Regions from separate parts of the Homo sapiens genome. Here all the other regions are linked to region 2. A link is an interaction called in ENCODE POLR2A ChIA-PET data of the cell type or tissue named here. Cell type or tissue: A673. All regions are shown on one strand. Each heading gives the region's core, and the rest is flanking DNA. Links, peaks and the distances in the headings are about the cores only.

Evidence for each region. Peaks named below come from ENCODE experiments on the same cell type or tissue, not always from the same donor. Only the 100,000 strongest peaks of a DNase experiment are listed, where the experiment ranks them.
Region 1: POLR2A ChIA-PET joins it to region 2 with 5 read pairs; 1 of 35 experiments calls an interaction of 5 or more read pairs at or near these places.
Region 3: POLR2A ChIA-PET joins it to region 2 with 5 read pairs; 2 of 35 experiments call an interaction of 5 or more read pairs at or near these places.

What each region holds. Positions count from the first base shown.
Region 1 is chr11:71,385,067-71,395,606 of GRCh38, forward strand. No RefSeq gene overlaps it. Among named protein-coding and RNA genes, the nearest start is that of DHCR7, 58 kb to the right of the region's middle. RefSeq lists enhancers at 3,949-4,450, 4,451-4,950. In A673, for the core only: no CTCF peak of the experiment used is centred there; DNase peaks (open chromatin) are centred at 5,865 and 6,915; H3K27ac peaks cover 2,384 bases.
Region 2 is chr11:69,617,905-69,628,444 of GRCh38, forward strand. No RefSeq gene overlaps it. Among named protein-coding and RNA genes, the nearest start is that of CCND1, 18 kb to the right of the region's middle. In A673, for the core only: no CTCF peak of the experiment used is centred there; DNase peaks (open chromatin) are centred at 3,187, 3,767, 4,397 and 7,157; H3K27ac peaks cover 4,858 bases.
Region 3 is chr11:69,161,731-69,172,270 of GRCh38, forward strand. It overlaps LOC338694 (a long non-coding RNA gene), which reads right to left and starts at 9,832. Exons shown (of 3, transcript NR_104161.1): 1 at 9,469-9,832; 2 at 6,599-6,709. LOC105369366 (a long non-coding RNA gene) reads left to right here and starts at 5,071. Exons shown (of 3, transcript XR_950256.3): 1 at 5,071-5,178. It overlaps SMIM38 (small integral membrane protein 38), which reads left to right. Exons shown (of 3, transcript NM_001369201.2): 3 at 1-710. RefSeq lists an enhancer at 4,851-5,145. In A673, for the core only: no CTCF peak of the experiment used is centred there; a DNase peak (open chromatin) is centred at 5,001; H3K27ac peaks cover 939 bases.

The sequences.
Region 1 (10,540 bases), core at 2,907-7,906, 1.8 Mb after region 2:
CGTCCCAAAAAAAAAAAAAAAAAACGAAGAAGATAGCAAATCACTAACAGAAGATGGCCAAAGGATTGGATTGAACAATTACGAGAAATATGTTTACAAAAAAAAAAAAAAAAAAAAACAGAGAAAAGAACAACAAACATTTCTTCTCCATCTACCCAGGTGCCCAGGGGTTTTGAGAACAAAGGACACTGTGCTGGCGTGGACGTGGTCCAGAGCTGGCTCAGCCCTCGCCGGGACAGATGGGAGCCTCAGTGTTTCTGTGGGCAATTGGGTCATCCATTCAAAAAGCCTCAAATTGTGCATGATTCTGACTCCAAAATCCACATCTAGAAATGGATCTAAGGGTAAAATAACATTCTGAAGAAATAAGGGGGAATAATGGGCAGAGTTTTAGCTCAAGAACATTTATTACAGCAGATTTAGGCTGCTGGGAGAAACAATTATTTGAAAAGTTGCCCCCATTGAAACGAGCTGTTCTCTCAAGGTGGATGATGAACTCATTTCAGGGAGAGGATTTTCTTTAGGCAACAATTTAATGAGCTTTATGGATGCTTACAGGAGAATCTACCACTGTACCTCTTTCAGAGATGGCTTAGATGGAGAGAAATTATGCAGAGAAGAGCTAAATCACTGCCAAGTAATGGGAAATGGGCGATGTCATCATCAAGCTTCATGGAGAGTTTTTGGCGGGAGGAGGCAGTGGAGGGCACCTTGAGGACTCAGAAGGATGAAAGGGCTTGGACCAAATGCAACCCAGCCACATGCTGGCAGGACAGAGATGGCCCAAAGATCCCCTTTGCAAATGTGGTCAAGAAACCTATAAAAGTATGCCAGGCATGGTGGCTTGCACATAATCCCAGCACTTTGGGAGGCTGAGGTAAGTGGATCACTTGAGCCCAGAGTCCAAGACCTGAACCAAAAAAAATTAGCCGGGCATGGAGGCACACGCCTGTAGTCCCAGCTACTTGGGAGGCTGAGTGGGAGGATCACCTGAGCCTGCAGTGAGCCGTGACCATGCCACTGTTCTCCAGCCTGGGTGACAGTGAGACATTGTCTTATTTAAAAAAAAAAAAAAAGGAAAGAGAAAAAAAGGAAGTTATGAAAGTATGATATTCAATTTTAATTTGTTTTCCATGCTGGGCTAAGCAGTAGCCTTCTGTTCTGATTCAGTCAAAGTTCATTACACACAAGAGCCTGGAGTCGTCCAGAAAGCTGAGAGGAGGGAGACCAGAAACAGGCTATGAAGTGACAGCCAAGGGCTTTGGAGTGAGAAGGTGGGAGGGGTGATGGTTTTAATAGAATGTAAATGCCTATGATATAACATAAGATGGTCTAACGAGAGCTGCAGACTTAGGGAGGAAGGAAACGGATAACAGTTTTACAGCATCCCATGAATGTTTATGGCCTACAGGAAGAGGGCTGAAGACTTGGGAAGTGACAAGGCAGTAGGAAGATATTTTGTGTAATCCTGGCTGATGCATTTGTAATTCCTGATGCTTGTCTGTTGCTACGGAGGAGGGTTAGGGACCACCTGGGACAGGCACCACTGCTGTGCATTCTCTTTCAAATCTCACCCTGGTCTATAGAGCAAGGACAGGAAGGGTACAGGGAACACTGTCAGATGGGCAAGGAGAGTCTCAGAGGCAGCTGAAGATGCTCTGAGGACACGTTCCAGACCCTTCCCTCTGAGCGCATCTGCCTGCAACCAGATCTGAGGCCCCTAGGGTTGGGGGTGAGAGTGATGGGTGATAGGGTGATATAATCTTCGAGAAAAGTTTGGGGGGCTGTGGGCAAAAGGGAGTAAGTCCTTGCCTCCTGCCTGTAGACTCTGGAGGAAGTCACCTTGCAGTGTCCTGTTCCAAAGCTGGCGGCTGGAGTGGAGGGGACAAGGGCAGTAAGACAGGTCTAGGGAGGACAAGAAGTGCTGAGATGGCCACTCACGCCCCTGCCCACCCTGGTGTCTGGAAGGTCCCGCCCCCCTGCCCCGCCCACACGGAGCATACAAAGGGTGGCTGTGAACCCTGGTGACAGGCCCGAGGGGAGTGATGGTGTCCCTCTGGTGAGAGTCTGTTGTGCACCTGCAGGAGACCCCATTACAGAGCGCCCTACAACTGGCCTGTGGGATTTGCAGCCAGCTCAAGGGCCAGCTGGTGAGATGGGAAGGATTCAGGGCCAGCTCGACAGGGATGCCCTGCAGTGACAGCCCCCAAAGACCCCACATCAGAGGCTGTGAGGCCTCTGACACAGAGGAAGCCAGAGAAAGTGTCCACTGGGGACAAACCTGGGTGGGGCTCCCACGGGGGAAGAGTGCTTTCATTTAACCAAGGGAGGCTGCATTCATGGGACAGCTGCTGAGCTCAACTGGAAATGAGTGAGTGACATTGCCCCTCCTGCCCCAGCCAGCCAGGCCAGGTGTGTCCCACATCCCAGCAGTCCCAACATCCTGACAGTCCCACATCCCAGCAATCCCGACATCCTGACAGTCCCACATACCAGCAGTCCCTACATCCTGACAGTCCCACATACCAGCAGCCCCGACATCCTGACAGTCCCACACACCAGCAATCCTGACATCCTGACAGTCCCAACATCCCAACAGTCCCAACATCGCAACACTCCCAACATCCCAACAGTCCCAACATTCTCACAGTCCCAACATCCCAACAGTCCTGACATCCTGACAGTCCCAACATCCCAACAGTCCTGATATTCCAACAGTCCCCGACATCCTGACTGTTCTGACATTCCAACAGTCCCGACGTGCTGACAGTCACAACATCCCAACAGTCCTGACATTCCAACAGTCCTGACATCCCAAGAGTCCCGACGTCCTGATAGTCCCAACATCCCAACAGTCCCAACATTCCGACAGTCCCAACATCCTGACAGTCCCGACATTCTGACAGTCCCGATATTCCAACAGTCCCGACATTCCGACAGTCCCGACATTCTGATAGTACTGACATCCCAACAGTCCTGACATTCCAACAGTCCCGACAACCCAACAGTCCCAACATCCCTACAGTCCTGACATTCCAACAGTCCTGACATCCCAACAGTCCCAACATCCCTACAGTCCCGACATTCCAACAGTCCTGACATCCCAACAGTCCCAACATCCCTACAGTCCCGATATCTGACAGTCCCAACATCCCGATAGTACTGACATTCCAACAATCCTGACATCCCAACAGTCCCAACATCCCAACAGTCCCAACATCCCGACAGTCTCAACATCCCAGCAGTCCCGACATCCAAACAGTCCCAACAGTCCAACAGTCCCAACATCCCAACAGTCCCAACATCCCAACAGTTCCAATATCCCAACAGTCCCAACATCCCGACAGTCTCAACATCCCAGCAGTCCCGACATCCAAAGAGTCCCAACATTCCAACAGCTCCAACATCCCAACAGTCCCGACATCCAAACAATCCCGACATTCCAACAGTCCCAACATTCCAACAGTCCCGACATCCCAACAGTCCCAATATTCCAACAGCCCCAACATTCCAACAGTCCCGACATCCTGACAGTCCTGACATCTCAGCAGTCCCCAAATCCTGGCAGTCCTAACATTCTGACAGTCCCAATGTCCTGACAGTCCCAACATCCCAACAGTCCTAATGTCCTGACTGTCCACACCTTGTGTCCCTATGACATCTACTCTCTGCACAGGAGCCTGAGCAGTTCTCCAGAGCCTACTTGGACAATGTCTCTCCTCTGCTGAACCCTGCCGGGGGTTTCCAGCCCCTCTTGGAATGGATGTCCTTCTGCGGCATCTCTGACCTTGCTTTCCTGTTGCCTTTGCTCACTCGGCCCCAGCCAACCCCTCCTTGCCCTTCCTCCAGGAAGCAAGCCTCTGAGCCACTGCATGGGCTGTTCCCCCCATGGCTGAATGTTCTTCCCTAGATATCCACATGGCTCACCCTTACCTCAAGTGCTTACCCAATGTCCTCTTCTTGAGGAGGCCCACTCTGGCCCACCTTGTATTCAGCACCCCCGGCCCTGCCCACACTCCCTCCCACCCCGTCCTTTGCTGCACTTTCCCCATGGATCACAGCCCTCCTGACATGCCACTCATGTCCCCTTCATGTTTATTCATGACGTTTATTGCTTCCCCCGGCAACTAGAGTGAAAGCTCCAAAGACTTCCCAGAAGGACTTCCCAGGTGCCAGGAGCCGTGCCTGGCGTATCTGATGCGTTCAAGGTACATCTGTGGAATGAATTTGAAGCGCTCCCAGAGGGGATGGGTTGGGGAAGCCTCACCTTCACATAAACTGTAGGGGACACCAGCTCAGATATTTCTCTCTGCATCCGGAATCGCAAGCCGGGGCAGGAGCCCGTCCCTCCGGACAGTAGCATGTGGCCAAAGAGAACCTTCTGGAGGTCGGGGTTGCAGGAAGTGATGCTCTGGATGGCCTTCGTGTGGATGCCAGGGGTGTTTTTCCCTGTCAGGACAGGCAGAGGGAGAAAGAATGTTGGAAGCCAGAGGCTTGGCGGCTGCACACCTGGGCCCCTGCCTCCCAGCGGAAGGCCTTGGGTGCTGGAAACCTCCCTGAGCCTTAGGTAACACCCAGCAAGGTAGGCAAACCTTAGCTTAGCTGGGCTCCCATCAGGGAATGCAGGGAGCCACCCGGTCAGATGACAGGACTCAGCTGCTCCTGGTTGAGGAAATAAATAGGAATTCTCCACTCTCCTCCAGGAGAATTTATATTCAACTGTTATTGACAGTTCTTAACATGTAATGCCTTGATATCAATTGTATAAAAAGATTCCTGTCGAGGCAGCATCCTCCTTCAGGCAGTCTTTGAGAAATGACACTGATCCCTCCTTTCTTGGCTCATCATTTGGCCACATGAATAAACTCAAATATAATGAGAACTGCCCTGAAGAGATGTGTGCCTTGTATTACTAGGTTGGTGCAAATGTAATCGATTACTTTTGCACCAACCTAATATTTTCTGTTCAAAATTGTGAGCCCCTGGGAAGGCTGCGTGGTGCCTTCCGTGCCTCTTGCCTGTGAGGAAAAATTGCCGAATAACCTTGGACTCATGACAAAAGGCTAACCCCAAGGGGCATTTAAGAGAGGCCCAGCAGAAAGGCCCTGCTAGTTTCACCGATCTGGGGTGGTGCTCCTGTTCACTGGGACCCAGCCAGACCCCGGGGAGAACTTCCCCACAGTGGGTGAAGAACCTCAATTTCTTCTCTACTTCACATTGGTGGTGCACGTGACCAGACCATCCCCTGCACAGTTGAAGAGAGGAACACAGAGATAAACCAACTAACTTACAGAAGATTCTAAGTGCCAGGTACTCACTGAGTCCTCAACCTGGGGAAATGGTTACTTCCCCACCCTTAATTCCCCGTTGTCCTTTATGAAGGTAACAAATGAAGAATTGGACTCCGGGGAACACCTGCTTTTCCATGTCGACCAGGGAGATTCCATCTTCCCCACCAGTAGGGATTTCACCCTCTGTCATTTCTCCCGTTCCACCAGGACAAATGTACCAGCTGAAGCGTTTAGGCAGCTCCATGCTAACTCAAAGTCTCTAGATCAGCCACATTTGTAAAGCTCCCTCCAAATCCAGGGTGATTACATGTCTGTCTTAAATTGTATTGAAATTTATATTTCAGATTATTTTGTAAGTAGGCAGAGTACAAACAATACATTTTGAAAGAGAAGACCTTTTTGGTGAGTTTCCTTCTCTGTAAAATGGGATAATTTTACAGAGGTGGATTTGGGGGTGGATTCAAGGATATAACACTCGCAATGGTCAGTGAAGTGACAGGCAGACTGTAAGTGCCTAGTGAGTGTTAGCTGGTGTCAGAGGAGCTTTTGAAACAGTGTGCCTGTTTGCTACTCAAACCACACCCCCTCCTGGCAGCCCTACTTCCCTTCCTTCCTTCCTTCCTTCCTTCCTTCCTTCCTTCCTTCCTTCCTTCCTTCCCTCCTTCCTTCCTTGCTGTCCTTCTTTTTTTCAGATGGAGTCTCGCTCTATTGCCCAGGCTGGAGCACAGTGGTGCAATCTCGGCTCACTGCAACCCCCACCTCCCAGGTTCAAGCGATTCCCCTGCCTCAGCCTCCTGAGTAGCTGGGACTACAGGCAATATGCCACCCTGCCTGGCTAATTTTTGTATTTTTAGTAGAGACGGGATTTCACCATGTTGGCCAGGCTGGTCTCAAACTCCTGACCTCAGGTGATCCACCCGCCTCAGCTTCCGAAAGTGCTGGGATTACAGGCGTGAGGCACCATGCCTGGCCCCTTCTTCCTTACAGGGTGTTCGCTTGCTCATGTCCAGGCTAATTTCTGTCCCCTTCCTGCGGATTCACCTATGAGTTTTGACTAGAAGAGCACCTCGGGGCAGAAGAAGCTCTCCTGCCCAACGGTGATCTCTTGGCCATCAGGCAGCTGATATTTCTGTTGGCATGAAGGTGAATCAGTTTTCATCTTTTCCTTGTCAAAGTCCAAAGCCACATAGCAGCATTTCTCCTTCATGTCCCGGATGTACTCTCGATCCCCTGTGGGACAAAGGAAAAGTGCCAAACAGAAAAAGGCATGAAAATGAGATGAGTTCACAGAAGCACCTTTGGTGAGGTTGAGGCTGCACCACTGGAGCTGTCATTTCTATTTCCATTTCACACTCCTGGCACTCTTGTTTGTGCCATGTGTTGAGCCTGAGTTTGTGGAAGAGTAGAATAAGTATGTCTTGAACTAAGATAAAAGGGATTAGGAAATTTCAGCGTTTCAGAAGTTGATCTCCTTCTACATACAGTGTATGTTTGGGGGAGGGTGGGGGGGAGCTGGAAAAGCAAACCCGACTTTCTTATCTACTGCTATGAGCGGTGCTGTTGGTGCCCCATCCCCCAGCTGCCGCCTGCTCACAGCTGCCCTCTTCTCTGGAGAATTGCCCACAGTGGATCAAAATCCCCACCCAGAAATATCTGGAAGGTTACATACACTCCTTCTCTTTTTGGATGGCTGACAACAGGCTTTAAACCCAGCTGTGTCTTCTCGCTTATGGTTTTACACTTTTTCTATCACTCTTTTTGAGTTGGATCGGGGAACTCTGCACCGCCCACCTGGAAATGTCACTTGCTCTTCAGCACCCTGACGTCTGCCTTCTACCTTCACTCGCTCCACCTAACCTGCTGTTGCCTGGGTCTGTTCTGTACTCCTAGATCCAAAAACCTGAGGACACTCTTTGGTTCTTTCCTGACCTCTTTCCCTCGGCAGCTGAGGTTATTAATCACTCCCTTCTTTCCTCGGCTTCTGGGATGCTGCACTCTCCTGATATTTGTTCCTTTCTTCATGTAGTTGGGGCTTTGATGAGGCAAATTTGGGTTCAAATCCCATCTCTGCCATTGACCCAATGCCTGGCTTTAGGAAACTTCATTAACCTCTTAAACCTTCCCTTCCCTTATCTGCAAGAATGGGATAAATGATCATTCGCAGGACTGTTGGAAGGACGAGAGGCAACGATGCTCACCAAGAGCTCACCAGGTGTGAGGCATCAATAACATGCTATGACTTTGCCCTGCAACCCTTCTCACTTTCCCTCTAATTGCTGTTATTCTTTAAGATTCCATGCTTTGCATCGCTTTTGACACAGACCTCTTGGTCTTCAAGGAAGACCCTGGGATGCAAGATTGTAGGCTCACTGGGAATGGGTGTCATGCAGGTTATACAGGCTGGGAATCTAGTCCAGGAACTGGGTGCAGAGAAGGACAGGCACCTTACCTGGAGCCTTGGGTTCATATCCCAGCTGCTATACCATTTATCATTTATGGAATGTTGGGCAAATCTTCTAATAGCCTTCCTGAGCCTCTTCCTGTTATTATTAGTTTTTTAAGAGACAGGGTGTTGCTTTGCTCTGTTACCCAGGCTGGCATACAGTAGTATCATCAGAGCTCACTATAACCTCTGACTCCTGGGCTCAAGTGGTCCTCTTGCCTCAGTCTCCTAAGTAGCTGGGACTACAGGTTGCTCATCACCACACCCTGCTAATTTTTTAATCTTTTTGTAGAGACCGGGTCTTGCCGTGTTGCCCAGGCTGATCGCAAACTCCTAGGCTCAAGTGATCCTCCCACCCCAGCCTCCCAAATTGCTGGGATTACAGATATGAGACATTGCACCTGGCTGCATCTTCCTCTTGTAATGGAAATAATTGTTCCCTCTCGTAGGGTTATAGTGAGAAGCAATGAGAAAATGCATGTGAAATGTTTACTTGGCCTGGTGCTTTCTACAGGATAAGTTCTCTATAAAGTTTAGCTCATCATCATCTTAACAACTGTCATCATAACTATCATCACCATCACCATCATTACCACCACCACCATCATCACAATCATTGTTACCATTACTATAACCATCATCATCACCATCACCATCATTGTCATCATCACCATCACCACCACCATCATCACCATCACCACCAATCACCATATGACCATCACCATCACCATCATCAGCATCACTGTCATCACCATCATGGTCACCATCACTATCACCGTCATTGCCACCACCATAATCGTTATCATCATTATCATTGTCCTTATCATCATCATCAATCCACTAAATGTCCCTAAATATAAATAAAGTTGTTTTTAGAACTTGAATGATGGTTAAGTAGTCTTAGCTTTACACACTGAGGGCTGTAGGTTGAGCTAGCAAAGAAGGCTATTATACCCCAGAGACTAGTTTACCCAGCCAAGAATAGCAATTTCCTACCTGTGCCCACCAATAATTGCACATTGTCTTTCAACAGTTGCAGGAGGTACGAGGTTAGGTCCTGGCCCGCTATGTCCACCTGGAAGGTTGACTGATGCAAAGGACAGCCATCAGCGATGGGCACGAAGTGTGTCATTCCTTCTCCAGATTCAACAGTCATGCCTAGACAAGAGAACATGCTGGTACCATAATGCAAAGCCAATGACATCCCTTACAATTGTTATATCTGCAGTGAGAGAAGGCAGAGGGGAGCTAACAGAGGAGAAGACAAAGATTCTCAGGAGCCAGCTTTCTTCCCCGAAAGGGGAGTGCACAAGAAGGAACAAAAGGGCTGGCTGTTGTGGATGGTGGCCCACAAGTTTTCTTATGACACCACACATGCAGGTTTCACAGTAGTGGTCCAAAAGGTAGAAGAGGAAAAATCATACCAGGATTTTTTTTCCTTTTATTGTTTTAATTGACAAATAATACTTACACAGTACTTATACTGTATACAAATGCCCATAGCAGCTTTTTTTTTTTTTTTTTTTTTTTTTTTTTTTTTGAGACGGAGTCTTGCACTGTTACCCAGGCTGGAGTGCAGTGGCATGATCTGGGCTCACTGCAAGCTCTGCCTCCCAGGTTCATGCCATTCTCCTGCCTCAGCCTCCTGAGTCGCTGGGACTACAGGTGCCCACCACCATACCTGGCTAATCTTTTGTACTTTTAGTATAGACGGGATTTCACCGTGTTAGCCAGGATGGCCTTGATCTCCTGACCTCGTGATCCGCCCACCTCGGCCTCCCAAAGTGCTGGGATTACAGGCGTGAGCCACTGCACCCGGCCCATAGCAGCTTTATTTACAATAGCCCCAAACCGACAACTCAAATATTCGTTCACAAGTGGATAAAGTACAATGTATTCATAAGATGGGCTACTATCCAGCAATGAGAAGACATGAACTCTCAACCCACACACAAGAATAAATCTTCAAGTAATTACACTGTGTGAAAAAAAAAAAAAAAAGAAACCCCAAAAAAGTGCTGACCTTCTGGTCCATTCATACAAAATTCTAGAAAATGCAGACTCCAAGGCAGCTGGTGGCTCTCTGGGGACAGACTGGAGGGGCAGACTGTGTGGTGCCAGGGAAAAGATTAGGGGTGACAGATACATTCATTATCTTGGTTCTGAAGGCTTCAAGAGTAGACACATGTGTCAAAACTTAGCAAATTGTACACTTTAAACACATGCAATTTATCGTATATCAATTACACCTCGAGAAAGCTATTAAGAAAAAAAAGTGAGTAAAGTAAACTGTTAAAACCTGGGAGCGAATCATTTAACCAGGAGGGATGAAAGGGTCTGGAGAGTGCGAGCTGTGTGGGTCTTTGTCTTTCGTTACTGGTCAGGGAGGGAGTGGGCTGCGCGCAGTGGTGAGCGTCTCAGCCGGAGGGAGGCGGAGGCTATGGGGCTCCCACAGGGCTACTCACCGAAGGTCTGGCCAGAGGCGTACAGAGAAAGGACTCCTCGGTTAGCTAAATACAGGGCAGGTATGTTGAAAATCTCAAACAGCACCTAGGGAGAAACATCAGCCACCCCTGGCAGCCAGGCCCGCAGATGAGGTGGGCTTCTCCTTAACTACCCAGGCAACATGAGTACCGCCTGCAAGAGGCACTTGGTTCCCTGCACCACCCAAGAGAGACCCAGACCATGGACACAGAAACACATTCCTCCTTATCCCAGCTTTGCTCCGATGAGCTCCGGGACACTCTCAGTTTCCCAGTCTGTAAAATAGACCCATACCCATCCCAGCCACCTCTTAGGACTGTGG
Region 2 (10,540 bases), core at 2,252-7,251:
CAGCCACAGAGATGGGGTTTTTTGTTACTGCAGCGAAACCAGCCTGACTCTGATATGGGGGCGGAGACAGAGGGACAGCTAGGGGACTATAGCGATAATCCCAGTGACAGACAACGCAGCTGAGGCCAGAAAAGGAGCAGAAGAGGTGCTGAGAAGCAGTCGGGGTTAGGAATATTCTGAAGGGAAAGCTGGGAGGGGGTGGGTATGGGGTGTGAGGGGAAAAGGTGAGTCAGGGATGACTGCAAGGTTTGGGCTTGAACAACTAGAGAAATGGAGTCTCCACCAGCTGAGATTGGGAGGGGATCAGGGGTTCAGTTGTGAACACGTTTGGTACGTCTCATTAACCTGAAGCCTGAAATATTCACGAGGTGGCAGGGGCAGGTGTCCCATGAATGAATGTGGGGACCAGGGGAGGTTTCCAGGTGGGAGACATCAACGTGGGGGTGGGTGGTCAGTATCGAGATGGGACTTAAATCCCTGAGCTGAATGAGATCACTGAGGGAATGCATGTCCACAGAAGAAAGGCCAGGTTCAAGGACAATCCTGGGATTCCAGAAAGTTAGCATCATCTGGGTCACACAAGCATTTGGTAAGTTACATGGTTCCACGGTGGGAGAGAGGACGCTGGTCTTTGGTCCATCTGGGCTGCCCAGGAGTGGCTCTCGTTGGCCACGTGAAGGTGGGCTCCATCCTGCTATGCCAGGATGCACAGGGATCCTAAGAAGTGAGCCCCACCCCAAAACTGTCTCCTTCTCTCTCCCCTACTTCTCAGAGACCTGCTACTTTCCTGGGTGCTCTGGAGGAACACCGCAAGGGTCTTTCCCACTCTTGGAATGTCCCCTCTTTTAAATAGAGCCTCCATCTTGTCTGCCAGGTCTGGCCACATTTAGTTAGGCCACTCCTTCCCAGGCCCTGTTGCAAACCCTAGAGCTTCCTCTAACCCTTGAGAAATTTCAACCCTTTTCTAAAAGTGGAGTGTCTGTTTTGTTTGTTTGTTTGTTTGTTTGAGACACAGTCTCGCTTTGTCACCAGGCTGGAGTACAGTGGCATGATCTCGGCTCACTGCAACCTCCGCCTCCCAAGTTCAAGAGATTCTCCTGCCTCAGCCTCCCAAGTAGCTGGGACTACAGGTGAGCACCACCACGTCCGGCTAATTTTTGTATTTTTAGTAGAGACGGGGTTTCACCATGTTGGCCAAGATGGTCTCAATCTCTTGACCTCATGATCCGCCCACATCAGCCTCCCAAAGTGCTGGGATTATAGGTGTGAGCCACCACGCCCAGCCAAGAAAAGTGTCTTAACCCTTCCCTGGGGCCAGAGCAGCTTGGTCCTCTTATCTCTCTTATCTCAAGGTATCACTTGCCCTCTGGAAGGAGAAGTAGGAAACAGAAAAAAAAAAAAATAGCTCTCGTTTTCTTTGGATTCTTCTAGAACAGCAAAGAACACAGAATATTATCACAGTATATTAACCTTCTACACATGTTTATCAACTTAGTTCAAACCATGAAAAATTAGTATCCTTCAAGGAACAAATAATCCTTCCACTAAATCAACTATTAGAAATATATATAAAATGGGGGACACAATGGGAGTATGACACGATTAGAGTTTTGAATCAAACTAAGAACAGCGAAGCTTTAAAGATTAGTCATGAACATGGACCTTGGCTATCCTAACACAAATAAGAAAACTAGCCAAATCCAGAGAAGTCTGGGGTTTAATGAACAGTGCATTAGTCCATTCTCACACTGCTATGAAGAAATACCAAAGAGTGGGTCATTTATAAAGAAAAGAGGTTTAATTGACTCACAGTTCTGCATGGCTGGGGAGGCCTAAGGAAACTTACAATCATGGCAAAAGAAACCTCTTCACAGGGCAGCAGGAGAGAGAATGAGTGCTGAGTGGAAGAAGAAATCCCTGATAAAACCATCAGATCTCACAAGAAGTCACTCGCTCTCATGAGAACAGCATGGTGGAAACCACCTCTATGATCCAATTATCTCCACCTGGCCCCACCCTTGACATGTGGAGATTATTACAATTCAAGGTGAGAGTTGGGTGGGGGCACAGAGCTAAACTATATCAAACAGTAATATATCAGTGTTGGTTTCTTAGCTTTGGCAAATGTACTGTGGTTATGTGAGATGTTAACAATAGGAGAAACCAGGTGAGAGGTATATGGGAACTCTGTACTATCAAAAATTATTCCAGAATTGGCTGGGCATGGCGGCTCACACCTGTAATCCCAGCACTTTCAGAGGCCGAGGCGGGCAGATCACCTGAGGTCAGGAGTTCAAGACCAGCCTGACCAACATGGTGAAACCTCGTCTCTACTAAAAATACAAAAATTAGCTGGGTGCAGTGGCACATGCCTGTAATCCCAGTTAGTTGGGAGGCTGAGGCAGGATACTCTCTTGAACCTGGGAGGTGGAGGTTGCAGTGAGCCGAGATCACACCATTGCACCCTAGCCTGGGCCCTGGGCGACAAGCGAGATTCTGTCTCAAAAAAATAAAAATTATTTCAGAATAAAAGGTTTATCTTAAAATTCCAAATACAAGCAGAGACTCTTGCCAGTTAAAAAAAAAAAAAAAAGGGTCTATAGCAACCAAGAAGAGTTTATCCCAAGACTATATCGGTGGCATTCAAGCAGGAAAATGATTTACATGATTTATCATATTAGCATGAGAAATAGCAAGGTCCATTTAATTATCTCAATAAATATCAAGGAGGCATTTGAAAAAAAGTCACTACAAATTTGTGGGACAGGTTTTATTCTAAATATGATAAAGATTATGGAATTTTATTTTTTATTTTTTGAGACAGGGTCTTGCTCTGTCACTCAGGCTGGAGTGCAGTGGCACAATCTTGGCTCACTGCAGCCTCTACCTCCCCAGGCTCAGGCAATCTTCCCACCTCAAGTCTCATGAGTAGCTGGGACTACAGGTGCACTCTACCACAGTCGGCTAAGTGTTTGCATTTTGTGTAGAGACAGGTTTTTGCCATGTTGCCCAAGCTGTTCTTAAACTCCTGGGCTTAAGCAATCCTCCCTCCTCAGCCTGCTAAAATGCTGAGATTACAGGCATGAGCCACTGCACCTGGCCAAGATTATGGATTTAAAACCAAAAGCCACCAGGCACAGTGGTGTGTGCCTGTAGTCCCAGCTACTCAGAAGGCTGAGGCAGGGAGATGAACTAAGCTTAGGAATTCAAGGCTGCACAGTGAGCTATGATCATGCATGTAGACAGCTACTGCAGTCCAGCCTGGGCAGCATAGCAAAACCCTAGCTCTTTAAAAAAAAAAAAAAAGGCCAATTATTGCTTAAGGAATAGAAAGTCATTAGCACTAAAAATCTGGACATGCTCTCGCTTGTCTGGTTACCACTCCTATTTTAATATAAAACTAAATTAAAACTAGAAACACTGGCAAAAGCTATCAATAAGAAAAAGAAATAACATGTAAATATAAGAATAGAAGACATTAAAATGTGAATTGTCTTTTAGCCATGATTATAAACCTAGGAAAGCAACCAAAAGTACCAGTAAATTACTTCCAGAAGATACATAAGAAGACATTTAATCAAGTGCATCTTACATGAATATAATGCAACTAGAAAATGCATGTAAAATAAAAGAGAATTCAAGAGCAATTTAAAAATCAAATAATTGTATATCCATTTAATTGGCGACATAAGATGCTTACCCAAAGGGCATTGTGAGACCCTAATAGGAGAAATAAAGGAAGATAAATAAAAAACAGAATTTTTCCCGCTCCTGTTAGGAAGAAGCAGCATAATAAAGATGAAAAATTTATCCCTGCCAGCTGGCAAGAGACAACTCTTAAATATTCAGAAAATTTGCCAGCCATTTGTTAAGTCATGTATAGCTTGAAAGTGGCCACAGTGGCCAGGCACAGTGGCTCACGCCTGTAATCCCAGCACTTTGGGAGGCCGAGGCGGGCAGATCACGAGGTCAAGAGATGGAGACCATCCTGGCCAACATGGTGAAACTCTGTCTCTACTAAGGTACAAAAATTAGCTGGGCGTGGTGGCGTGTGCCTGTAGTCCCAGCTACTTGGGAGACTGAGGCAGGAGAATCCCTTGAACCCGGAAGGTGGAGGTTGCAGTGAGCCCAGATTGCGCCACTGCACTCCAGCCTGGCAGCAGAGCGAGACTCCATAAAAAAGAAAGGGAAGGAAGGAAGGAAGGAGGGAGGGAGGGAGGGAGGGAGGGAGGAAGGAAGGAAGGAAGGACGGAAGGAAGGAAGGAAGGAAGGAAGGAAGGAAGGAAGGAAGGAAGGAAGGAAGGAAGGAAAGTGGCCACAGTGTGGGTATTTCCATCAAGCAGTCAACAAATGCACCAATCAGGGCTTTTCTTTCCAGAGAGCTGTTTTTCCTACACACCATTTAGTAAAGGCCAAATGATTTTTCACTGTTACTTTTAGGAATGTAATGAATTGATTGAGAAATCCCCAAATTCCTCTTTTTATTTACTCATTTACTTATTTAGGTTTTGAGACAAGGTCCCACTCTGTCGCCCAGGCAGGAGTGCAGTGGCATGATCATGGCTCACCTCCAACGCTCAAGTGATCCTCCTACTCTCAGCCTCCCGAGTGACTGGGACCACAGGCACGCACCACTATGCCTGGCTAATTTTTTGACTTTTTGTAGAGACAAGGTCTCACCATGTTGCCCGGGCTGGTCTCAAACTCCTGGGCTCAAGTGATCCTCCCACCTCAGCCTCCCAAAGCGCTGGGATCACAGATGTGAGCCACAGCGCCCGGCCCACTATATTATTTTACATTTTTACTTAAAATTGTTCTAGCTTTATTGAGGTATCATTGACATGAAGCTAATTAACATATCCATCCCCTCACAGAGTTAACCATTTTGTCTTTTGCGGTGAGAACATTTAAGATCTCTCTTAGCAATTGTCAAGTATGTGATACATTATTACTAACTCTAGTCACCATGTGGTACAAGAGAGATCCAGAATTTACTCATCCTGGGGAAAAAATTTAATTTGTTATATTTAAACATTGAGAGAAGTCTGAAAAGATCTACAAAAAATATTACCGATACTGTCTGAGTAGCGAGATTTCAGGTGCTTTTTTCCATTTATTTATTTATTTATTTATTTATTTATTTATTTATTTATTCATTTATTCATTTTTGAGACAGAGTCTCGCTCTTGTCACCCAGGCTGGAATGCAATGACATGATCTTGGCTCACTGCAACCTCTGCCTTCTGGGCTCCAGCAATTCCCTGCCTCAGCCTCCTGAGTAACTGGGACTACAGGTGCCGGCCACCAAGCCCAGCTATTTTTTGTAATTTTAGTAGAGTTGGGGTTTCACTATGTTGGCCAGGCTGGTCTCAAACTCCTGACTTCAGGTGATCTGCCCGCCTCAGCCTCCCAAAGTGCTGGGATTACAGGCGTGAACCACCACACCTGGACCCCTTATTTTTAATTATTTTTATTTTTTCTATAATAAACATGTATTATTTGTGTGATGAGAAAACATTCTTTTTATTTTTTTTATTTATTTTAACAAGCTAGAAGAAAATAAAATCACATTTTTTGCCCATCTGTGTAAAGGAAACAAACTCTGACTAAAGAAACGGAAACATCTTATTAGAGACAAGATGGGGGTCTGTTGAGCATCTTTAAAAAGTTGTGAACTCCTAGGGCCGGGCGCAGTGGCTCACATCTATAATCCCTGCATTTTGGGAGGCTGAGGCAGGCCGATAACTTAAGGTCAGGAGTTCAACACCAGTCTGCCCAACATGGTGAAACCCCCATCTCTACTAAAAATACAAAAATTAGCTGGGCATGGTGGCAGGTACCCGTAATCCAAGCTACTCTGGAGGCTGAAGCAGGAGAATCGCTTGAAACCAGGAGGCGGAGGTTGCAGTGAGCCGAGACCGGGCCACTGCACTCCAGCCTGGGGTGACAGAGCAAGACTCTGTCTCAAAAAAAAAAAAAAGAAAAGAAAAGTTGTGAACTCCTTACAGAATCATAGGCACAATAAAACACAATTAGAACAACAGCATTGGAAAATGTGTAATAAATGTAAGTAAAAAGGTAACTGTCCAGATATATGAAGTATTGCTGTGAAATATGCAAGCTCAAGATCCAGTTTCAAGTTAATGAGTGATCAGAGAAGAAAAAAATGCAATTTATACACCAGGAAAAATTTGGACAACAAAGCATCCCATGAAAAAAATGCAGAGCGTCACTAGCAATTCAAGAAAATACAACTCAAAACAATACGAAAATCGTTAGACACCTGCGAACCAGCTGAAGGAAGCAAAACCTGTGTTGTGAGGACTAAAGGGAAACAGGTTTCCACATTGTTTGAGGTGCCTGCTATAATTTGGTTTTGTTTCTCGAGAATATTCTGACAGCCCTTCTTGGCTCTTGAGGAAAAAAAAAGACAAACTATTTATACCTTTTTGTATCACTTTGGAAAATATGTTCTGGGCAGCATCTTCCAAGTAATATTTCTGGAATACTTCCAAAGGATGTTGATAGATATTATATAGAAAGAGTATTGTGATTGCAAACACAGATATTTCTATATTTCAGGACTTGTCAGTGCCTTTTACCTGCTAATGTGCATTGTGGATCTCCAAAACTATGTACCATTTACTCAATTAATTTGACCCCAGAATCTTTGTCATGGTAACTTTATTAACAGCTCACAGAGCATTAGGCTGCTGGCAATCAGACTGAGAATAAGAAAAGTATTTGGGGTTTTGTTTGTTTGTTTTTGAGACTGAGTCTCGCTCTGTCGCCAGGCTGGAGTGCAGTGGCATGATCTCAGCTCACTGCAACCTCTGCCACCCGGGTTCAAGCGATTCCCCTGCCTCAGCCTCCCGAGTAGCTGGGATTACAGGCGTGCACCACTACGCCAGGCTAATTTATTTTTATTTTTTGTATTTTAGTAGAGACGGGGTTTCATCATGTTGGCCAGGATGGTCTCCATCTCCTGACCTCGTGATCCACCCACCTTGGTCTCCCAAAGTGCCGGGATTATAGGCGTGAGCCACCATGCCCAGCCGAGAAAGGCATTTTGTATTAAGATGTTATTGGTATAAGTAAAATCTCTGAAACAACCTGGATTTTTGCCAGCCGAGGAAAGTTTATCCAATTCATCTGCATTTAGTAACAGTCCTTTGAGTGTAAGTTCTCTCTTGTTTGACAGTTAGATAAGCAGGCTTTGTAGACTTCTTACTTAAGTCACTGAGCAGAGAGTTGAACAGTAACAGAGAGCCCTGTGGCTTGTCACTAGAGACCCATTTCCTTGGCGGCCACTGCTCAATGGTCCCTGTTTAATTGGGAAAACCCACCGAACTCCATTATCATCTAGCCCAGAGATGCTATCAAGAATCACATGCCCGAAGTCAAACCGGAAAGTATATTTAGTGCTGGATGTTTGTGTATCTTTGCTAACCTTTAGAAAGAGGAAGAAGCTGGAGCTTGGTTTCCCATCAATGGTATCAGCTCAGCTAACTGACCCCTGCTTCGATCTTAAAGTTAGGACAAGGAATTTGCGCTGTATAAACTCCTTCATGTCTTATTCATTCTTACATTCTGTTGGTTTGGTTGCCTTCAATTTCCTAGGACGCATTTCTGTTTCAAAGTTTCCAGTCTCCTCCCAGCCAAATGGAGGGGCAGCAGGAATTCAGCCCATATTGGTCACAACGGGTTGGGAGGAGTTGAACCAAAGAAATATCGTATAAAATCAGAGCCTCAAAGACTCCACGGACACCAACGTGTAGCATACGCTCGCAAAGACACTGTGCTGAATGCGAGCCCAGGTGTACCCTGCAGGAGCAGAGAGGGGGTAGGAAGCCTCGGCTGTGGATATTATTTATCCCTCCCCTACCCCACCCCACTACTCCATCCCTCCCTCCCTCACGCTATCCTGCTTCCACCCCACCCCTCCTGATTTTCCACATTTCTCTCTCTCTCTCTCTCACACACACACACACGTGCACACACACAGACACACACACACAGAGTTTGTCTTCTCAGTAGCCTTCTGATCTCGGTGATTTAGGAATCCAGAAAAATGCACAAAAGCAGTCATTAGCCAAAAAGAACCCATGTGTTCCTGGTAACATTCAAATGACCCTGGTACTCAGGAAGGTTTCTTGGGGCCATCACCCTACCTGGAATGGCCATCACTCTTCAAGCCCAAAACATGTTTTTAAACACTTCTGTCCATTCATTCCTTCATTCCTTGGTCCAACACATCTGTGCAAAGCTCCTACAGTGGACAGTACCCCAGGACACACGTGGTTTCCCTCCTGCCTCAAAACATTTATAGTCTAGGGCAAGCCTGTCCAACCCACGGCCCACAGGCCTCATGCGGCCCAGGATGGCTTTGAATGTGACCCAACACAAATTCGTAAACTTTCTTCAAACACTATGAGATTTTGGGGGGATTTTTTTAGCTTATCAGCTATGTTAATGTTAGTGCATTTTATATGTGACCCAAGACAATTCTTCTTCCAAAGAGGCCCAGGGAAGCCAAAGAATGGGACACCCCTGGTCTAGGGCATGGATAATATCAAACACTGATATCTAGCAAATATGAAACTCAATAGCAGGGTGCATTTAGAACTAGAAGATAGCCGGGTGCGGTGGCTCATGCCTGTAATCCCAGCACTTTGGGAGGCCAAGGCAGGTGGATCACCTGAGGTCAGGAGTTCGAGACCAGCCTGGCCAACCTGGTGAAACCCTATCTCTACTAAAAACACAAAAATCAGCTGGGTGCGGTGGCAGGTGCCTATAATCTCAGCTACTTGGGAGGCTGAGGCAGAAGAATCGCTTGAACCCAGGAGGTGGAAGTTGCAGTGAGCCAAGATCACGCCATTGCACTCCAGCCTGGGTGACAAAGCAAGACTCCATCTCAGAAAAAAAAAAAAAGAACTAGATGATAAACATGACCAGTGACTTTTATCTCCAAACTCCCAACACCAGCCATAAAAGGGCTCTTCCCAACTGCCTTCCAGAGTGCCACCTTCCTGGCCCTTCCCAGCCTCAGGAGTGTTTGCAGCATGTCTTTAATGATGGCTCGTGGTGGCCAGGCACTTCGGTCACAAGCAGAGGTTTGCAAGGTTATCACATTAACTGTGCCTGATCCCTTGCACCCAAGTTACAGGCTGAAGCCACAAAATTGTCTCCCAATCAGAGGCCTCTTGCCGAACGCCCCCACAAACACCAAGGCCCCTTAATCAGAGTTGAGTGGATGTGCCGGTGAACTCTGCAACAGGGAGAATGCTGATTTTTCCAATTGTGCAAAGTACCTCAGCAGTCTCCCTCTAATTTTCCTTTTCATGTTCTTTTGAGGAGGTTTGTGTATTGCCAGTCAAGGTTCTATGGCAAAACAAAAAACAAAACACAAAAAAAAGCCCACAACAGCGAAAACAACGACGACTAAATACAGAAAGCAGCAGAGAGCTGCCTGCTGAGCCTCCGCCTGGGCTGAGGCTCCCTGGGAGTCCGGCTCCATCCAGCCATGGTGCTCGAGTTGGGCATCTTAGCATGAGAAGCTGGAAGTACATGATCTCGGTGTTTTCATGACTTCTCACGAGCTGCCTTTGCAGACAGACCCCCTACCTCCTGGCACTCCACGCCTGCTTCAAATCTCAAGCCAGCCCGCCTTCTCCAAAGAGAAGCCACGTGGGATCCCTCCCTCTCCTGAGCTCCTAGAGAGCCCAGGATGGCAGTGGGAGGGAATGGGTGGTCACAGACTCTGGAGGAAGTCACTCTTCCGTAGAGCAACACGTATGGTGCCTGAGACACGTCGGCAGGTGTGGGTGGCGGCTGTGCGCAGCTGGTTGCAATGTGGCGAGGTGGGACCGCGGTGGGGTCTTGTGTTGAAGGTCCAGGTGCCGTGCACTTGGGGGCAGGGGCACCACTACAAGAACAGCTGAGTCCCATGGGCTGGAAAAGAGGTGTGGTAGGCCCCCGGGGGTGGGGAAAAGTTGACTTGGGTGAAGAGGGTCTTGGAACGCCAGGTAGTGATTTTAGAACACCTTCAGGATTCCCCGGGGAGCCACTGAGGGTGCCTGAGTGCAGAGTAGCATCGTGAGAGAAGTCCTTGAGTGTAGCCTGCCAGGCGGGTGGGCAAAGGGAATGGTGACATACAGCAAGCTTCACAGGCCCGACGTCAAGCTGTGTGATGAGCGTAACAGCAGCTGACACCTTCAGCACCAGCTATGTGAAGGCCCTAGGTCAGGGCACTTTACAGGAATTGACTTGTTAAGTCCTCCCATTGTTATCACCCCATTTTACAGGGAAGTAAAACAAGGCACATGGAGAAAGCAACTCAATTAAGACCACACAGCCAGCAAGCAGCAGAGCTAAGACTGGAAGCCCAGGGTCTGGCCCCAGAGCCGCACATGTCATCACCGCACAGCCTTGCTTGGCTGGGCTGTAATCCATCGGCAGACCCGGGAGGCAAGGAGGAGGACAGGCCTGTATGCTTGCTTAGAAATGAAAGGACTGAATCAGGAGCTGGAAACATGCCTCT
Region 3 (10,540 bases), core at 2,044-7,043, 460 kb before region 2:
AGCAGATGTATAAAAGGCATAAAAGGATAGTGTTAGGGCTGGAATGTCTTCCCCCCAATTCATATGTTGAACCTTTAATGCCTAATACTTCAGAAAGAGACTGTGTTTGAAGATATGGTCTTTACAGAGGGAATAAAGTTAAAATAAGGTCATTAGGGTGAGCCCTAATCCAAAGGATGGGTGTCCTAATCAGAGGAGGAGATTAGGACCCAGACACACACACACACACAGAGCCAGGTGAGGACACAGGGAGAAAATGGCCACGTACAAGCCAAGATGAGAGGACTCAGGAAGAACCAGCCGACTCCACCCTTCAAAACTGTGAGAACATAGATGTCTGCTGTTTGAGCCACCCTGTCTGCAAGCAGTCAGCAAGCATTCATTGAGTGCTTGCAGTATTCAAGGCACCACAGATACAATGTTGAATAAGGCAAAGCACCTGCCCTCAGGTAGCTTGCAGTCAGGGAGGTAAGGGTAGTGGGCAGAGAGACCTGGAAACAGATATTAGACCTGCACTAAGCATGTGTGGTTATTGAACAGTAAAAATGCCACCACAAATTGCGATATGATGTAAGTAAAATGCGTACTGGCTATTGAAGACTTGGCACAGAAAAATAATGTAAAATCTCATTAGTAATGGTTTTATATTGATTACGCATTGAAATAATACTATTTTGGACAGATTGGGTTAAATAAAATATTAAATTTGATTTCGCCTGTTTCTTTTATTTTCATTACTTATTGGCCATGATATTTTATTTAACTTTTAACTTTTATTTTAGATTCAGTGGTACATGTGCATGTTTGTTATACAGGTAAACTCATGGGGGTTTGGTGTACAGATTCTTTGTCACCTGAGTACTAAACTTAGTACCCAAGAATTATTTTATCTGATCCTCTCCCTCCTCCCACCTTCCACCCTCAAGTAGGCCCCAGTGTTTGTTGTTCCCCTTTATGTGACCATGTGTTCTCACAAGTGAGAACATGTGGTATTTGGTTGTCTGTTCCTGTGTTAGTTTGCTATGGACAATGGCCTCCAGCTCCACCCATGTTCCTGCAAAGGACATGATCTTATTCTTTTTTATGGCTGAATAGTATCCCATGGTGTATATGTACCACTTTTTCCTTATCCAGTCTACCATTGATGGGCATTTAGGTTGATTCACCTATTCCTTTTAATAGGTCTTAATATGGCTAGTAGGAAATTTAAAATCACATAGGTAGCTTATATTATTTTTGTTATGGACAGTGCTGTGCTGGACCTTCATAATGCAGTAAAAGGGTGGCGGGTGAATGCATGGTGTGTTACAGGAACGCAGGAGGGAGCTTCTTGGAGGAGGTTCTTAGTCCATTTATGCCTGAGGTTGCCGTTTTTTAAATTTTTGCAATCAGACCTTGGTGATGACCTTGAGCAGTAGGATATATAAATAACTCCCACATGCTCAGCATTCCAATAATGGAACACTAGGCATAAATGGGTTGAGTGATAATGTTTGGACTGCAAACCAGAACCTATGAGATGCAGCTAAAGCAATTCTTGAAGGGAAAGTTATAGCCTTAAATATTCATATTAACCAATAGAAAGAATGAAAACATATGGATTAGGCATATGGCTCAATATATTGAACATAATAGAAAAAACTAAGAAAAACAGAAGGAAGAAATAAAGATAAGAGAGGAAATATATGCATTAAGAAGCAATAGAATTAACAAATGTACCCAAGTGCCAGATTTTTCAGGGGCATAAAAAAGGATGCTGTTAGTCAATCCTATCAAGAAAAAAGAAGAAAACATAAATGAAATAAAAGTCTATGGGGAAAACAACCGCAGAGACATAAAATGGCAAATAACCACAGGAAACTGGCACTGGGATACATAAAAGATTTTGAGACTTTGAAAACATAGAAAATATAATTTATTTTAAAAAAGACTCCAAAAGAGATGTAAAGTCTAAACAAATTGATTACCATAGAAGAAATAGAAAGTTGTCAAAGTCGACTTTCCTTAAAAAAAAAAAAAAAAAGCATCAGGCCTAGAATGTTTTATAGGAGGATCCAACCACACCAAAAACGAACAGGTAATTAAACACTATTTAAACTGTTCTAAAGCATAAAAGAAGGAATATTTTTAACTTCTTTTTATGTAACAAGCATATCATTGATGCCAAGATCCATCATAGATGGCATGGAAAGAGAAAACACACACCAGTGTTGTTTGGGAACATTGATGTAAAAATATTAAGTCCCTGAATTAAGCAGCACATTAGGGGAGTAAATCATTGCAACAACTGAGCGGAATGGATTCCAGAAATGCAAGGATGGTTGGGTATTAGAAAAACAATTAGAAAAGAGGAAGAAATCAGAGGTGCAAACACTGGGAAGGAAAATCATTATTTACAGAGAGATGGATGATTTTCTTGGAAAATGGAAGAGAGTCAACCAGAAGCAATTGCAAATGCTAATACCAGAATTCAGTCAAGTGAGTGGGTCTAGATCAATACAGAGAAACCATACACACAGCAATCCACTAGATGAGAAGCATGAAAGACCCCATTTATAAGAGCAACATAAAGAGCAGAAACATGGTTGGCCACTGTGGGTGATCAAGTTAGGGCTCACAGTGATTTCCTTTAGTCTGTTTTCATGTGCAATCGCCATGGGTGCTGTAGACAAGATTTATTATGGACACGAGACCCTGACAGTGTCGAGGCTGGTGGAGAAGCCCACACAAAGCTGGTGTTTGGCCTGGGGGCCCAGGTGACCTGCAGGGGAAGCTGGTGGCTTTGCCATGTTGCTGAGACTAGGAGGCCTAGATAAGCTAGAGGAACAGCCTCGTTGGAGGGGCTGTGGCCGGGGACCACTGTGGGCTGGGGACTCCACTTGGACTGTCAGAGCACAGAAGCTGACTCTCCTTCCCCACGGCTGCCAAGTCCTGTGCTCCTGGACCTGTCACTACCGTGGAGCCAAGAAGACACAGAAAAAAGCCATCACATTTTTTGCGGGTGGCGATGGTGGGTGCCTCCATATAGGGTGAGTACTTGGGGTGGAGGGGTTCCCTGGGCCATGGGACTTTCAACACTAAAATGGGGAGGGTCGTGGCCACATTGGGATGGCTGGTCATCCTGTTTATAGGACAGGATGTAGTAAAGTGTAGTAAAGAATCTGACCCAAAGAGAAGTCTAGTCTTTGTCCTTGGTTCCTGGGAGGGGATCTCCAGGCCCTCGGGATGTCCTGCTTGAGAAGAGCATCTTTGTTTGCCTGTCATGAGGGGACATTTGGGTCACGTGGTCTCCTTTTGACCTCTGGAGGGGCAGAAAACTAAAGGTCAGTCACTTGGGCATCAGTGCATCATGCCCACGTGATCGTGATCAAGCCCCAGTAAAAACTCTGGACACCAAGGCTCCGGGGACATCTGCTTGGCAATACTCGACGCATCTCATCACGCACCATTGCTGGGAGGAATTCATGCGGTCCATAACTCCACTGGGAGAAGGAGATTGGAACTTCCTTGCACTCTGCCCCATGCATGCCTTCCCTTGGCTGATTTTAATCCTTTCACTGTAATAAACCATAACTGTAACCATTACAACTTTCAGTGGGTTGTTGAAATGGAGGATGATGAACTTGAGGACCCCTGAACTTCCAATTGCTGTCAGAAGTGAGGGTGGTCCTGGGGACTGTTTCCTAATTTCTGCATCTTCGTTCTCTGTTTCTCCTTCTCTTTCTCCTCCTCTTCCTTGAAAACTGCAGAAGGATATACCATGAGCAAGGATTCTGCCTACCCCAAGTCATCTCATCTCCCTCCATCAATGCAGCCCGAGCTGCCTGTTTCTTGTGTCTCATCCAGAGATATCCCGTGTGCTTCCAGGCAAATGCAAATGTCTTCTCCCACCAACCTCATTTTCTCCCATAATTAATAGCATGTTGCGCATACCCTATCCTTATTGCCCCATATGAATTTTTTGTGGATTTTCTAGTTTTCCTGTAATGAGCATGCATTTTTTAAAAATGAAGAAACAAGTGGGTTACACAGATTGGAAAGTATAGTGAGCAAGGCTCTAAGAAATGAGTAGTTAAGGGTAGTAGTAGTAAGCTTAGGGAGCTGTTGTTCCCTTACGTTTTGAGACAGGGTCTTGCTCTGTTGCCCAGGCTGAGTGCAGTGGTACAATCATGGCTTACTGCAACCTCTGCCTCCCAGGCTCAAATGATCCTCCTGTCTCAGCCTCCCAAGTAGCTGAGACTATAGATGTGCACCACTGTGCCTGGCCAATTGTTTTTTTTGGTAGAGATAGGGTCTTGCAATGTTGTCCAGGCTGGTCTTGAACTTCTGGGCTAAACAATACACCTGCCTTGGCCTCCCAAAGTGCTGGGATTACAGGAGTGAGCTATCACACCAAGGGGTGAGGTGGACTGAGGCCAGGCAAAGGTGAGCTGTGGGCCCTCGGTCCTGGGCACGGATCTCATCACTAGGAATTCCTCCTCCCCATTCCCCCACCAACGGGGCCACAGCCCCGGGAAAGGGGTGGCTCTTCTGGGTCCCCAGACTGCTCCCAGCTTTTCCTCTGTGGAGGCAGGTATGTGAGAAAGGATGCAGCCAGGCAGGTGCAACACACCTGGGCAGCCCGTGGCTGTGGCCATGGCCATGGCCGGTCTGCATGTGGAGGAAAAGATGGTGAGGTGAGACCCTGAGAAACAACTCTCTGATCTCATCCACCTCTCCCCTCCTAGGCGGGACGAGATGGATGCACCCTCTGCCGCAGCCACCTCTTCTGCAGGTGCCCGGCTTCTCCAGACTTGCTATTTTGGAGGGGCAGGTCAGTGGGAACGACCGACTGCCTTGCATCTCAGCCACTCATGGGCCTCAGAGTGTGGGCAGGGGCAGCTGCAGCCCTCTCGAGCCTCTCACTCCCTGCTTGGCCTCTGTAAGCCTGTCCGGGAGCAGCTCACAGAGCCCCTGTGGTGGAGATGAGTCACTTGTTCTAAAAATAAAAGAAGTGAAGTCATGAAATAGTGTATTTCCTTTTTAAGCCCGATGTGCCTGCAGGGGGATCCCCAGCAGTGTGCTGGCGGCAGGGACCCTGACAAGGTCTGGAGCCTCAGAGCGCACCTGCCCCCACTTACAAGCCCCGGCCTCGGGGATTGGGTGGAGTGTCCCCTGCCTCCAACGGCTCCCAGATGAGTGAGTAAAAGATGGCACGTAGACCAGGAGCGGGGGCTGACACCTGCAATCCCAGCACTTTGGGAGGCTGAGGTGGGAGGATCACTTGAGGCCAGGAGTTTGGGGCCACCCTGGGCAACATGGTGAAACCCTGTCTCTACTAAGAATACAAAAAAATTAACCAGCGTGGTGGCACATGCCTGTGGTCCCAGCTACTGGGGAAGCTGAGGTGGGAGGATTGCTTGAGCCTGGGAGGTCAAGGCTGTAGTGAGCTGAGATTGCACCACTGCACTCCACCTTGGGTGACAGAGTGAGACCCTGTCTCGACAAACAAACAAACAGACAAACAGACCGATGGCATGTAAATAGCACCCACATTGGGCAGACAGTCTTAGGCTGTAAGAGAGGGCAGAGTGCCCTGGAACACACACAAGGGAAGGAGCGCTGCTCTCTCTTGGGGTCTGTGGGAGGCTTTCTGGAGCAGGTGTCCCTAGAGGTAGGACTGGGGGGACTCTGCTAGGCTGGTAGGAAGGGAACAGCATTCCAGGCAGAAGGAACGGTGTGAGCAAAGGCCTGGAGGCTACAGAGCTCCCGGCAAGCTCAGGATATGATCCTCTGTAGGTCTCCCCAGACCACCTGGGGAGCTGGTGACACGTGCAGATTCCCAGGCCCGAAGACCAGCTGGACTCCAAGAGCAGGGCCCAGGAATATGACTAATAATTCCCCTGCCTGATTCCCATACCCTGCAAAATTTGAGACCCTCTGGTTCAGATGCTAGTGCATAGAGGAGGGGATGAAGAGACGTACGATGGCAAGGCAGGTTGGGTCCAAATTGTGAGGGTTTTGAGGGTTGTTTAGGAGTTTGGATTTTGGTGTACAGGCAGGAGGGGGCTATCAAGGGTGTTTAAGTAAGGGAGTGCTGCTCCTGGACCTGCTCCTGAGAATGGCTCCTGGGAGTGATGTAGGTGACTGATTGATGGGGTGGGACGAAGCTGGGCAGAGGCTTGGGTAGCTGGGACTGTAACAGTTATGTGAGAGGAAGCGGGAATCTGAGAGAGTTGCCGGGGCAAAATGTAGGCCCCCAGCCCCTGGTTCAGGGGACAGCCCAGGGATAGTCACCAGGGATCCAGCGATGTGTGTGTGTGGAGTGTGAGCAAAAGAGGGGGAATTACATGCTTGTTACCAGAAGTGGGGTCGGAGATGGGGAGAGAGAGAGCAGTTCTGGGTCCTGGAGCAGCAGGGCAGAGGGGTTCTGGAGATGCCAAGTGCTCAGGGCACAGAATGGGGCCCGGATGCTTGATGGGGGTATGGGGAAGTCCTTAGAGAAAACAGAGCCCAACAGTGGGCTTCAGGCACCCACTGAGGGTCTTGGGTGTGGTGCTGGAGGGGCCGGGAGGGAGGGAGAGGGTAGAGAGGGAGAAGGGATTCTGCACAGACTCACCTGGTAGGGAGGTTGTTTCAGGTATATGTTCAGAGCCAACGATGGCCTGGGCTTGAATCCCATGCCCTCCACCTCTACCTGGGTGGCCTGGGCACATGTGCTGAGCCCAGTCTGAAAGTATGAAATGGAAAATTTCAGAAATAAATAATTCCTCAGTTTTAAGTGGCATGCCATTCTGAGTCGTGTGATGAAATCCCATTCCATCTTGCTCAATCCCCCTTGAAGTGTGAGTGATCCCTTTGTCCAGCACCTCCACGCCTTGATGCTACCTGCCTGCAAGTTACTTGGGAGCCCTCTCAGTGTGGGATCCATTTGCTCCATACTGCAGGGCTTGTGTTTAAGGTACCCTCCTCCTCTTTTACTTAATAATGGCCCCAAAGCACAAGAGTAGTGATGCTGAGGTCGGGCGCGGTGGCTCACGCCTGTAATCCCAGCACTTTGGGAGGCCGTGGCAGGCAGATCACTTGAGGCCAGGAGTTTGAGACCAGCCTGGCCAACACAGCAAGACCCCGTCTCTACTAAAAATACAAAAATTAGCTGGGCGAGGCGGTGGGCACCTGTAGTCCCAGCTACTTGGGAGGCTGAGGCAGGAGAATTGCTTGAACCCAGGAGGTGGAGGTGGCAGTGAGCTGAGATAACACCACTGCACTACAGCCCGGGTGACAGAGGGAGACTCCGTCCCCTTACCACCCCCCCCCAAAAAAAGTAGTGATGTTGACATATTGTTACAATTGTTCTATTTTATTATTGGTTATTGTTAATCTCATTTGGTGTCTATTTTTTAGATAAAACTTTATCATGGTATGCATGTACAGGAGACATGTATATAGGTATGTATGTACATAAAAAGTGTATATGATACTATTCATGCCTTCTGGCTTCCCCTGGGGGTCTTGGAATGTGTTCCCTGTGGATAAGGGAGGACCACTGTACTCATAGAGACTGGGGTGCCAGTTACGGAGTTGTGGAGTGCTAGCCCAGAGCTTTGTGAGCCGGGAATGTGGTGGGGTGAGAGAGGGCTTGGCCAAGCTCGGCTGGGATTGCATGGGACATGGGTCTTGCTGGAAGGCAGTGACTGGTGTCTGCATCTCTCCTTTGAACTCCGGAGGTGGGAAGCTGGCTGGAGCCGTCCCCAGGGCAGAAAGAGGAGAAAGGGCATCAGTGAGCCCCTGTGCTGCCCTGTTAGGGGTGGCTAAGCGTGGCTAAGATTCTGCTTTTCCTGTAGGGAGGAGTTATTGTCTCCATTGTTAAGGATGGCAAAGGGAGAGTCCATGGATTGCAGGTGATGCAGGCAGCAGATGGAGGAGAATGAAGCTATTATCTGTTCTGAGCCTCTTTTGTTACACAGCTTCATCTAGTCCCTGACCCATGCACCCTTCTGGGAAACCTACCTCTAACCTCCTCACTCATAAGACAGACACAGGCTGCCCCACCTCCAAAAGTCTGGAAACACCGAGGACACACGGACAGCCTTTGTGTTGTCTAGAAGGCAGCTCTTTTCCCCAAATGCCTGTCCTCCCTTCCCTGGAATCCTTCTGAGGCTAGGACCCACAATGATGGCCTGGCCCAGCACCCCATCCTCCGCCTCCTCAAAAGCATTTGCTGCCTGTCGGGAACACAAATCCCTGTGACCTTTGGCTGTTCCTGTCATGTCCTCAGAAGGACAGAAATTAGCAGGGGAATCAGGCAGTGAAAAATGGCCACCCTCTCCCCCCACTCCCTCTTCTCACAGTCAACAGCAGGGCAGGACGAGGGCTTGGGCTTGGCTGCTATCAGGCATCTATATGGGGTGTCTTTATGGGTGGGAGGGGGTTTCACAATCCACCTTTTGTAAAGCCTTCTGCTCATGGGAGTTTGAGGTAAGCTGAGGTGGGCTGGAGCTGGCATGGGCAGGGGGCAGGTGATGCCATCTCCCAGGTGCCCTGAGGCCTCAGGCCTGAGTGAGCTGTCCCCAGCAGCCCAGGCCATCCCAGCAGTGATCTTAACATTGGCGGCAGCAGGTTCCTCAAGACGTCCTTCCTGATGTCTTCACCCACATCCCCAGGTCCCCCCTCACCCAGCCCCCAGTGTGATGGTTAATACCGAGTGTCAACTTGATTGGATTGAAGGATACAAAGTATTGATCCTGGGTGTATCTGTGAGGGTGTTGCCAAAGGAGATTAACATTTGAGTCAGTGGGCTGGGAAAGGCAGACCCACCCTTAAACTGGATGGGCACAATCTAATCAGCTGTGCCAGCGAGGCTAGAATATAAACAGGCAGAAAAATGTTAAAGGAGAGACTGGCCTAGCCTCCTAGCCTACATCTTTCTCCTGTGCTGGATCCGTCCTGCCCTCGAACATCGAACTCCAAGTTCTTCAGTTTGGGAACTCAGATTGGTTCTCCTTGCTCCTCAGCCTGCAGACGGCCTATTGTGGGACCCTGTGATTGTGTGAGTTAATACACTCCCATGTAGATATATTCCATCAGTTCTGTCTCTCTAGAGAACCCTGACTAATACACCTGGTATCCGGCGGGTGCTCACTGTGACAGTGTGGACAGCTGCCTGATTGCAGTCTTGAGCACCTGTCTTTCTGATGCCCTTTCTCCTCTTTCTGCCCTGGGGGCGGCTCCAGCCAGCTTCCCACCTCCAGAGTTGGAGTTCAAAAGGAGAGATGCAGCCAGCTCCTTCCCAGCCAGCAGATGGGCCAGGGGCCAGCGGAAGGGGAGGGAAAATCCTCGGACATGTGGCCTGGCATTTTGAACTCCCTGCACTTTGTGGGAAAAACAGGCAGTACAAGAGTAATATTCACCTAGAAGTAGAAAGTCAGGGCCGAGGGAAAAAAGCAGCTACGTTAGGAAGGCGAGTCCAGGGACAGATACGTTACCCACCAGGTCCTTCATGATTGCTGTAGCCAAGCTGCAAGTTCCTGGCGGCCAATGGGAGCGTGGAAAGAAGGAAAGGTTTAAGGTTCTCGTGGCCATTGGAGAAAATACTTTAGCTGCTCAGGAAGAGTAAATCTTTCCCTAGCTCTCATTTGTGAAAGAAATTTTCCTTAAGGGGCTTCACCTACAAGTCATCGGGAGTAACGGTGATTGGATTGGTCAGTGTTCTCAAGAGAAGCTGAACCCACAGGATGTGCTGATATACAGACAGAGATTTGTGATAAGGAATTGGCTTGAACCATGTTGGAACTGGCAAGTCCAAAATCCACAGGATGAGCCAACAGGCTGGAGAGTGAGGAGAACCGATGCCATGGTTCTAGTCTGAAGGCTGTCTGTGGTAGAAGCAGGTGGAGCTGACCTCACAGATGGAGCCTGAAGGCCTTCTGCAGCAGAATTCTCTCTTGCATTTGGGTTCTAATCAGGCCTTCCACTGATTGGGTAAGGCCCACCCACATTAGGGAGGGCACATTGCTTTACTGAACATCCTTCAGTTTAAATGTTCATCTCATCCAAAACACCCTCGCAGAAACACCTGGAATCATGCTTGACCAAATATCTGGGCACCCTGTGTCCCATCCAGGTTGCATTAGTCTATGTTCATGCTGCTAATAAAGACAGTACCCAAGACTGGGTAATGTATAAAGAAAAAGAGGTTTGATGGACTTACAGTTGCACGTGGCTGGAGAGGCCTCATTATCATGGCAGAAGGCAAAGGAGGAGCAAAGTCACATCTTGCATGGCGGCAGGCAAGAGGGAGCATGTGCAGGGGCATTCCCCTTTGTAAAACCATCAGATCTTGTGAGACTTATTCACTATCATGAGACCAACATGGGAAAAGCCTGCCCCCATGATTCAATTACCTCCCACCAGGTCCCTCCCATGACATATGGGGATTATCACAATTGAAGGTGAGATTAAGGTGGGGACACAGAGCCGAACCATATCACATGTTGACACATAAAATTAGCCACGACAGGGATGGGGAGTGTTGCCCCCATCTCTACAGCACACACAGCCC